2 separate regions of the Homo sapiens genome follow, and region 2 is linked to region 1. The links are chromatin contacts, found by Hi-C or POLR2A ChIA-PET in ENCODE. All regions are on one chromosome and are shown on one strand. Each heading gives the region's core, a stretch centred on a gene start or an enhancer-like site at or near the end of the contact. The rest is flanking DNA. Distances are from core to core; before and after follow the strand shown. Region 1 overlaps PLEKHA7 (pleckstrin homology domain containing A7). Region 2 overlaps PLEKHA7 (pleckstrin homology domain containing A7).

What was found. A loop is a pair of places that touch in the nucleus more often than their neighbours do. ChIA-PET counts read pairs that join two places held with the same protein, here RNA polymerase II (POLR2A). Pooled maps may share reads with other maps.
Region 2: a loop to region 1 is called in a pooled map, with 3 times the contacts of the local background. The contact joins two enhancer-like sites. A Hi-C loop is called at or near these places in 7 of 50 pooled maps. POLR2A ChIA-PET finds 5 or more read pairs at or near these places in 2 of 52 experiments (activated T-cell and endothelial cell of umbilical vein).

The regions. Positions count from the first base shown.
Region 1 is chr11:16,819,205-16,823,988 of GRCh38, forward strand. The region is part of intron 10 of PLEKHA7 (pleckstrin homology domain containing A7); the gene reads right to left. Among named protein-coding and RNA genes, the nearest start is that of C11orf58, 83 kb to the left of the region's middle. Within about 2 kb of position 1,272, at least 5 of the 41 ENCODE cell types and tissues checked have a DNase peak (open chromatin) inside an H3K27ac peak, as active enhancers do.
Region 2 is chr11:16,983,542-16,988,168 of GRCh38, forward strand. The region is part of intron 3 of PLEKHA7 (pleckstrin homology domain containing A7); the gene reads right to left. Among named protein-coding and RNA genes, the nearest start is that of PLEKHA7, 29 kb to the right of the region's middle. RefSeq lists an enhancer at 2,914-3,363. Within about 2 kb of position 3,095, at least 17 of the 41 ENCODE cell types and tissues checked have a DNase peak (open chromatin) inside an H3K27ac peak, as active enhancers do.

The DNA of each region.
Region 1 (4,784 bases), core at 22-2,521:
CTCCTGCCTCAGCCTCCTGAGTAGCTGGGACTATAGGTGTGCACCACCACGCCTGGCTAATTTTTGTATTTTTAGTAGAGACGGGGTTTCACCATGTTGGCCAGGCTGGTCTTGAACTCCTGGCCTCAAGTGATCTGCCCCCCTCAGCCTACCAAAGTGCTGGGATTACAGGCATGAGCCACCGCACCCAGCCTCCAACTTATTTTCTGAGAAGGAAAAAAAATTAAGCAAGGGACAAAGTATGGAATTTTACTAAGCCTGAGAGGCAGCATGATGTTGTAAAAAGAGAACAAGTTTTAGAGTCAGACAGGCTTGAGGTCAATTCTGACTCTGCCTTCACCTATCAATTTTATCTAACATTTATTTGGTGCTGATATTGTGCCAGACATTGTTCCAAGCCAACACTACTCAAAGTGTGGCCTGTGTGCCACCAGCATCAGCACCACCTGGGGACTTGTTAGAAATGCACATTAATGAAATAAGCCAGGCATGGAAAGACAAATACCGTGTATGACCTCACTTATATGTGGGATCTAAAAAGGTCAAACTCATAGAAGAACAGAGTAGAGAGGTAGTTACCAGAGGTTTTGGGAGGGAGAGGAGAGATGGAAGAAGAGCTGTTGGTCAAAGGATGCAAAGTTTCAGTTAGGAGGAATAAGTTCTGGTGACCTACTGCACAGCATGGTGACAATGGTTAATAATAATGTATATTTCAAAATTACTAAAAGTAGATATTAAATGTTCTTACCACCAAAAAGGATAAGCAGGTAAGGTGATGAATGTCAATTGGTTTGATGTAATCATTTCATAATGTATACATATATTAAAACATCACATCTACCCCATACATATAATTATTGTCAATTAAAAATAAGATATATTTTTAAAATGCTGGTTATCAGCCCCACCTCAGACCTACCTAATCAGAAACTCTGGGGATGGTGCCCAGGCATCAGTGTCTTAACAAGCCCTCCAGGAGATTCTAGTGCTCTGTAAGGTTTGAGAAACTGTTCTAATTGTTTTAAAACTCAACTCATTTAATCACTTTAGCTATATGACCTCAGGCAAGTATCATCCAGGCCCTCTAAGTCTCACCTTCCTTATTACAAAATGGGGATAGTAAGAACCACTTAGAAAATTGCTGTGAGGATTTGAAATAGTTGTCATTCAAATAAAGCTATCTTTGCCATTACAGTAGATAATTTTAAGATCTCTTCAACCTACTTGTCGTGCCTGCCAAGTGAGTCGGCCTGCCACTAGGTGGCAGGGTTTGCTATCGATCTCCCAAAGTTAGACACAAATGTGCCTCTGAGACGGGGCAGTGCCTGAATCCTCAAAACAGAGGTGGTAGCGGTGGCAGAAACCAGGCTGGAGGCTTCCCCTGGGGAGTTCAGGACTTGACTAACCATTGTTCATTCTGCCAGAAGCAAAATGCAAACTATGCAAAGCATTTCAGAGCTGTGCTCCCACCCATACGCCCTTCCTGCCTGGCTCTGCAGCTCACTCCCCTTGCCTGCCTACAGTGCCTGGAAGGTCAGAGTCCACCCTCACCTCCCCACTGCCCCACTAGCTGCACCTCAAATCCCTAAGCTCATCCTCTAACCTGTACCCTCCATTTACACATAGTCTGCCATTCTGGAATGACCCCAAGGTACCAGTGCAATGGTGAGCCCTGGCTCTAGGGGTCAAAACAAGGTAACTATGGAGGAGGGACACAGGAGGAGGTGGTACTGTGGTTGAGGTATAGACCCCATGCGAGCAAGTGGGTGCTTCCAGAGCAGCTTTGCCCCTAACAGCAGATCCATTTGCTGGCCCCCTAACCTCCGGTCTTACCCAAAAACTGGGCTCAAGGTCTCCTTATACCATGCTCTGTGGCCACAGGGACTCCCTGTCACTGAACAGGCACTAAACAGGATATTCTGATACAGCCATTACAGAAATGGTCATGTGGAGATGCAATATCATTTTTTGCAACAAATTATTATACTTTACTCAGCAGATGTTCCTCACCCTAACTTCCAGATCAATCACACAGGACTTCCATTTTCTACTCTGTTCCTTATTGTAGTGTTTGAGTCTCCTGATCCTAACTCTATCCCTCACCCCAACATTTCTATTTTACAAGTATGCATTACTTTAAACACTGGGAGGTCAGGGTGGGAAAATGAAAGCCTAAAATTTCAAAACAAGCTCTTAAAATACAGTGAGATTCTAAGAGTGTGTCAGTCTGTCTCCCACAAACCATATCCTAAAAAAGTTTAATGTGAAATTTGTATCTCCAATTAGAAATACTTCCCTGTTGGTTTAAAGCCAAAAATACAGGATCATATTGCAGTTCAAATAACCTTCCTCCCAATGTCTTAATGTGCTCAGTCTAATGAGATTAGCAGTCTTGATGATATGCAAAGCAGAGATATCTATCTCATATATTTTCAAATGGAAAATGGAGGAGTTCCTTTATTCAGCACCTAGATCTATTTATGACTAACTGTAAGAGACTACAAATATATCTTTAAGAAAAAAAAAATCTGGGACTATAAGAGGCAGACCTTTTAAAATACAAGAGGATAATCAGAGACTGAGACACTTTGCTCACTTAAAGATTGACAGCATTTTCTGTTCTGTCTTCTGCCTTCAATTCTTCACTTTTATTCACTTTCTAGCCCATTGAGATCTGCTTGCCCTACTGGAATGAAATTCCTCTCACTGTGTGCTCAGTGACCTCTAAAGCCAATGAGCTGTTCTCCTCTACAGACCTGATGTCTCCCTTCCCCTTAGATAAGAATGGCTCAAATCCCCATCTTGCATCCCAGGGAAAGTCCTATGCCCTCCCCACCCACCTCTCATTTCCCTGTTAACTTCTCATCCTTTAGGTCTCTGGTGCACACCCCACTCCCAACTCTCAAATTCAGGCCGTTGTGTGTAGCAGAATAACATGGTTTACAGGCTGCTGGAGCAGTTATGCGGAGACATTTCATAACTGACAACTTATCACTGCATATCAGTCACCCAGCTTTTGAAAGTTTTTTCTGTGCCCCTGCCACAAAGAGTTTCTCACTGGCCATGCCGTCTTACTGATTTCAACCCCTCCTTTTACTCTGCGTCCTGAGCTAACTTTGACCCTGTAGCTCTGTTAAGCATGGTAATTCAGGTTTGCCCATCTAAGCCCATCAAGCAGCTCAGTGGAAAAAGGGTTTCTGTTACTGAGCAAAAGACCCGTGAGGTTCTGGACTTTCCTTCAGGGGTGCCCAGCCTCCTTGAAAGGTACCACATCTCAAGTGTCTGCTTTTGGTAGGGGAAAAAAAAAAAAAAAAAAAAAAAAGGAAAGAAGGCACCACGCCCAGGTGGAAGTCCTTACCTGCAGCACCGTGCACTGCTGACTGGACTCCTTCCAGTTGAAACTCTCCCCAACAAAACCTCCAGTTTTCCTCCCCCATCTTCTCTTCATCTCCTTCAGGTGACTTAGCTTTTGCCTGACCCTTAGGCTAGGGGTCCTCAGTGTTCTGTTGTTGGCCCTCTGCAACTGTGCTCTCTCAGTTGAGGATTCTTAGTCCTGGCTGCACATTAGATCACTGGGGGAAGAGGGATAGGGGAAAATGTGCTTCCTAAAACCCTTATGTCCAGGCTGCAACCCAGACCAATGGAGTCAGATTTCTGCGCAGGGGACCAAGGCCTCACCAAATGTTAAAACTCTCCAGGTGATTCCAATGTGCAGCCTAGCAACAGTTTCTTGACTGTGGACATGCACTGGAATCACCTAGGGAGTTGTATGTATGTATTATTTATTTATTTATTTATTTATTTTTTGGAGACAGGTTTTTGCTCTATCATCCAGGCTGGAGTGCAGTGGTACAATCATAACTCATTGCAGCCTTGAACTCATGGGCTCAAGTGATTATCCCGCCTTAGCCTCCCAAGTAGCTGGGACCACAGGTGCATGCCACCACATCCAGATAATTTAAAAAACAAAAAAATTTTTTTGGTAGAGATGGTGTCTTGCTATGTTGCCCAGGTTGGTTTCAAACTTCTGGACTCAAGCGATCCTACCACCTCGGCCTCCCAAAGTGCTGGGATTATAGGTATCAACCCCCATACCTGGTCAACCTAAGGAGCTTTTAAAACATACTGATACCTTGACCTCACCCCAGATCAACTACATCAAAATCTCTGGCGTTGGGCCTCAAATGATCAAATCATGCAGACAGGATTAAGGAACATGGCTGTAAGCATTCCACCCTGGGTAATCTCAACTACTGCCAGGGTATTAGTTACCATCTCTAAGGCAATGACTCTAGAATTCCTCTACAGACTGTACCCACATTCCCTATAGCCTCCTGATCATCTCTACCTGGATATTCCCAAAGTACCACTTTCCTCGCCAAGCTCATGTCTCTTACCTATGCTTGTATCTGCTGCACAGCACCATATCTACCTATTAACCAAGCCAAATCTGAATGCTAACTCCAACTCCACCCATGTCCAGAACTCCAACTCCCTACTTACATGTCCAAAATGGAAATCCTGATTTCCCCCAACTTGTTCCTTCCTTACCCTTCCCTATCTCAGTAACCGTCCAGTTGCTCAAGTCAAAATTCTATAGATCTGTTTATTGTAGCATTATTCACAATAGCCAAGATTTGGAAGCAACCTAAGTGTCCATCAACAGATGAACGGATAAACAAAATGTGGTATTTATACTCAGTGGAGTAGTGTTCAGCCTTAAAAAAGAATGAAATCCTGTCATTTGCAACAACATAGATGGAACTGGAGGACATTATGTTAAG
Region 2 (4,627 bases), core at 1,845-4,344, 170 kb after region 1:
TTCATAGGGCTGCTGATGTGGCATTTCTCGTTTACTGGCAGCTTCTGGCCTGCAGGTTGAGCTCCCCAGTCTAGATTTGTGGAGGCCAAGATTCTTCTCCTGTCTCCACTGCCGCACCACCACGCCTCACCATGACTACTAAACAGAAGATCCAGGCAGGAACAGCCAAAGAATCAGTCACCTTCTCCCTGCTCATTCCCAAGTCCAATACTCATCACTGTCCTCCTCAGGGAGAAGGCTCCCTGGATGCCGTAGCTCCCAAAAGGGCAGAAGATAGGTGGAATGAGGGCCCAGGCCAAGACTAGAAGGCACCCAGGTCCATCTTTAATAATATTACCCCAGCTTGGGCAACATGGCAAGACCCGGTCTCTACAAAAAAAAATTAACAATTAGCCAGGCATGGTGGCATACACCTGTGGCCCCAGCTACTCAGGAGGCTTAGGTGAGAGGGTCACTTGAGCCCAGGAGGTCGAGGCTGCAGCCTGGGCAACAGAGTGAGACCCTATCTCAAAAAATAATAAAAAATAAAAAGAATTTTAAAATAATATTATCATGAAGAACAAAACTACCATTTAATGAGGGCTTATTTCATACCAGGTACTGTGTTAAACATGCTACCTACATTATCTTTAATCAGTCTATTCTACGTACAACAACCATAATTTAACAGAGGAATGGCATGATCTGACTTTTCTTTAGAATAAGTATATTTTAGAATATTATCCTAAATAATTAAAATATTTAGAATAAGTACTTAGAATAATTAGAATATTTAGAATAAATATTTAGAATAATTATCCTTATTCTAAAGCAAAAGTCAGATCATGCCACTCCTCTGTTCAAAGCCTTCCATTGTTCAAAGCCGTCCAGTGAATTCTCTGCTGACTCAGGGTGAAAGCTCAAGTCAAGGGCCTGCACCTCTCCAGTCTCAACTCCTACTCCCTGAGCTCCATCCACTCTGGCCTCCTTGCTGTTTCCTCGTCATGGCATGTCCTGCCCCTACATGGCTTGATCAGATCTCTACCCAAATGTCATCTCCACAAAGAGGCCTCTTCTGACCATTCCACTCTCACACCCAGGCCTCCTGTCTCCTTTTCCTGCTCATTTTTCTCCATAGCACTTACCATCCTCTGATACTATATATTTTAACCATTTCGTTTGCTCTCTTTCTCTCCTGCTAATACGTAAGCTCCATGAGGGCAGAGACCTTTATTGATTTTGTTCACTATCCCATCCCAGCATTTAGAACAATGCCTGGCTCCAAGTAGGCACTCAATAAATATTCATTTAATAAAGGAATGAATGACCCTACAAGGTAGATGTTCTTACTAGCTACTGACTATAGATGTGGAAACTGAAGCTCAGAAAAGTTGACTCACTTGTCCAAGGTCACACAGCTGGCAAGCAACAGAAGTGGGATTAAAATTGAGGCCTGACAGCCCCCTTAACTCTGTGATGGCATCTTCTTTCATCAAAAGGAAGGATCCGGATATCCTATACCATAAGTGTCTTGGGTGCCAGCGGGCTGGGCACCTCCTCACCCTGTCTGCATGTTCTTCTTCCTCAAGGAAGGAAGCCTTCAGAAGCCCTTGAGGCAGATGCCTCTGCCTCATTCATCTAAGAATGCCCAGCACCTGGCCCAGGGTTGGCATGCAGGTGCCCACTACACGTTTATGAATAAACCAACCCACTCCTAGGCACCTAGTTGTGTCCTTACATTTTGATTTCTTTACACATTGCTTTGTGAATTGCTGTTCATTTTACTGAATGTGAGGACAGGCAGAAATTCCAAGTACACTTGCTTCTCAACCTTTTGGCTAATATCAAGTATAGAAATTCCAGATACACAAAACTGAACTAGAATGGACCCTGCCTTGAAGAAATTTACAACAATGTGAGAGAGATGTAGACACAAAAAGGTGTAACATGAAGCAGGACAGTCACGTGAGCAGCAAATGCAGTGCCAAGAGTGCAAGGGGCAAGAGAGCTCTTGGGGTGGGGGTGGGGACAGCCACACACAACAGCTAGACAGCCTAAGAGGGGCAGGGAAGGCGGAACCACTTATCCATCCGTTCATTCCGCATTAACATTTTAAGTTTTCTTGCTTGAAGAAACACTGTGCTTGTTACTTAATACTGTGCTGAGTGCTGGGGACAGATATGTGAATCAATCAAACATAAAGATAATTCACAGGCTAATGAGGGAGAGACAGAGAGACATTACACAGACTAAGGTGATATGTGGCAAGAGAGGATGCTAGCATGCAAGCTCCATGCCCACAGGCACCCTCCTTTTGTTCACTACTGTACTCCTCAGTACAACACTGTCAGGCTCAGAAAAGCTTCTCAGTACATAACAAATGAATGAAAGCACTGCTAACTAAATGAATGAAAGCACAAATGGAGGGATATCACAAACCCTTGATGGCGGGTGGCCACAGATGGCTTCCCAGGTAATGCCTGAGTCTTAAAGGATGCATAGGAATTACCTGGATGGAAGGGGGCATTCCTACAAAAGCAAAGACAAAGAAGCAAGAGAGTGCTACAGCTTATGATGTTGTGGAGTGTGTTCAGGCCAGAGGGGAATGGTGTGCTTTAACAGGACACAGACACAGGAAGAGAAGCCCAAGTCAGGACACCTCTGAAGGCCCTCATCAGGAAGCATATCAGGATGAGGTATTTGGGCCCCTGTAGGGAGAACAGGATGGAGGCAAGAAAACCAGTCGGAACCATCTGCACCGCTGCAGATATGAGTTGGTGACAGTGGGGTCTTTAGGAGGCACCAGAGAAAGGACTAATCACAAGAATCTGTTACAAATCACAGGTGCAAGACCCCATGGAGAAGGGAGGCATCGAATGAGCCCAGACACATTTTGAGTACATAAGAAAAGTGCAGCCCCACCAGAGCCCTCCTGGGAATGCTGCAAAGCTGCTGGGGAGATGCCAGCAGAACCATGTCACACCTTGCCCACAGTCACCAAAGTGGGGACCCTACTGACTGGCTGGAGGCAAGGAGGAAGTCAGGGGAGAGAAACCATAAAAATTGCTCACTATTTATTTCACTTTCACTTTGAGCACACAAGTGGGGAGAAGACGCCCTGGCCCAGGAGTAGAGAAACCTGGCTGGAGTCCCAGCTGTCACCAACAACCTGAGTAACCTTGGGCAGGTGACTTCACCGCTGGGGCTCAGCTTCCCCATCTATAAACCAGAGCTTCCACCATGAGCCCCACCTCTACCAACATCCTGGAAAGGCCCCAATCAGATAAGTATCAGCTCTGCATAGCTTTATGTAGCACCTACTATATGATCTTCCTTGTACCAGGAAGGGAGGCAGGAAAGGGGCAGGCCGAGCCCCTGCCCAGAGAAGGTTTTAACAAGGTGGTCCAAGCAGGTACTGCAGAACACCGGCAAGGGCATTTCCAGCCACATTCTCCAGCCAGTCTTACTGCCCAGCCCAACCCAGCCCAGGGAAGGCGGAGAGGAAGCAGTGAGCTGTTTTACAATCCATCAAATTAATTGCCCCAAATGGGAAATTTGCAGGCCTCCTACAGCCTCCTGTGTATTCCATAATCTCCCATGGCCCTAATCTGCTGAGAAAGAATGTGTGGGCTGTAATCTTTTCAGCCCACTGTTCACAGGGGCAATGCCTTGGAAAAACCTCAGTCCCCACCAGTGATCACTCCCTCCCAACCAAAAGCCTCCCCGACCTCCCATCCCCCACACCCCCCACTGACCTGGTGGCCAGCCAAGGCCTGGCTCCGCCCCCCAGAAGCCAGCTAGGCCAACCTTGGCCTTGACTTTGACCTCGGAAAGGAGACCTGCCCAACCAGCTCCTTTGGTAAATACAACTTTTGCTCCCTCCTTTTCCTCCTTAAGACAGAACAGCCTGGCAGGAGGCAGAACCAGGAGAAATGGCTTCCGAGTAGAGACGCACCCTTGAGGCGTGGTGAAAACAGCCCCAGGTGAGGTGCTGGGCATTGGTTCTAACCTTTGCTTACCCTATCCCTGCTAGGAAACCCACTTCCCATCTCTGGACCTCATCTTCATTTGAGAAATGAAGGGAATGTAAAACAGCCTCCCAGGAACTCCTTACCCCACCCCTTTAAACAAGTTGCTTCTTTGCTTCTGCTGTAACCTTTGCCTGCTCCTTTTCCTGCATAATGAAGCCTCTGTCTAGGCCCAACTCAAATGTCACTTTCCCCACGAAGGCTTCCTGGATCCCTCCCTTCTCAACACCTGTCCCAAACTCTTTCTGCCTCCTACACTCAACTAGCCTTGAGGGCAGAGGATTCTTTTACTCATTGCTACTGTCAGGAAACTCATTTGATAACATATTTCAGAGAGCTCTGGACAAACCTAGGGCCAAAACCTATTTCATTCTCTAAAATACCTGGCATGGCACAGATCCTGGGTCACCACCACTGGGTGAAGTTTTCTCAGACAGTGTGTGGAAGGCCAGGCTCCCTGAAGTTGACTGCACCTGTTAATAACCAGTGTCTGTACCCTCTCTCCTTAACAAAGTGCTTTCCTACTCACTACCTCACCTACAGGGGAAGGACTGATGTGATCCCCTTTCACAGAGAAGGCAAATGTCTTGCCCCAGGTCAGGCAGCTGTAAGGGGCTAAG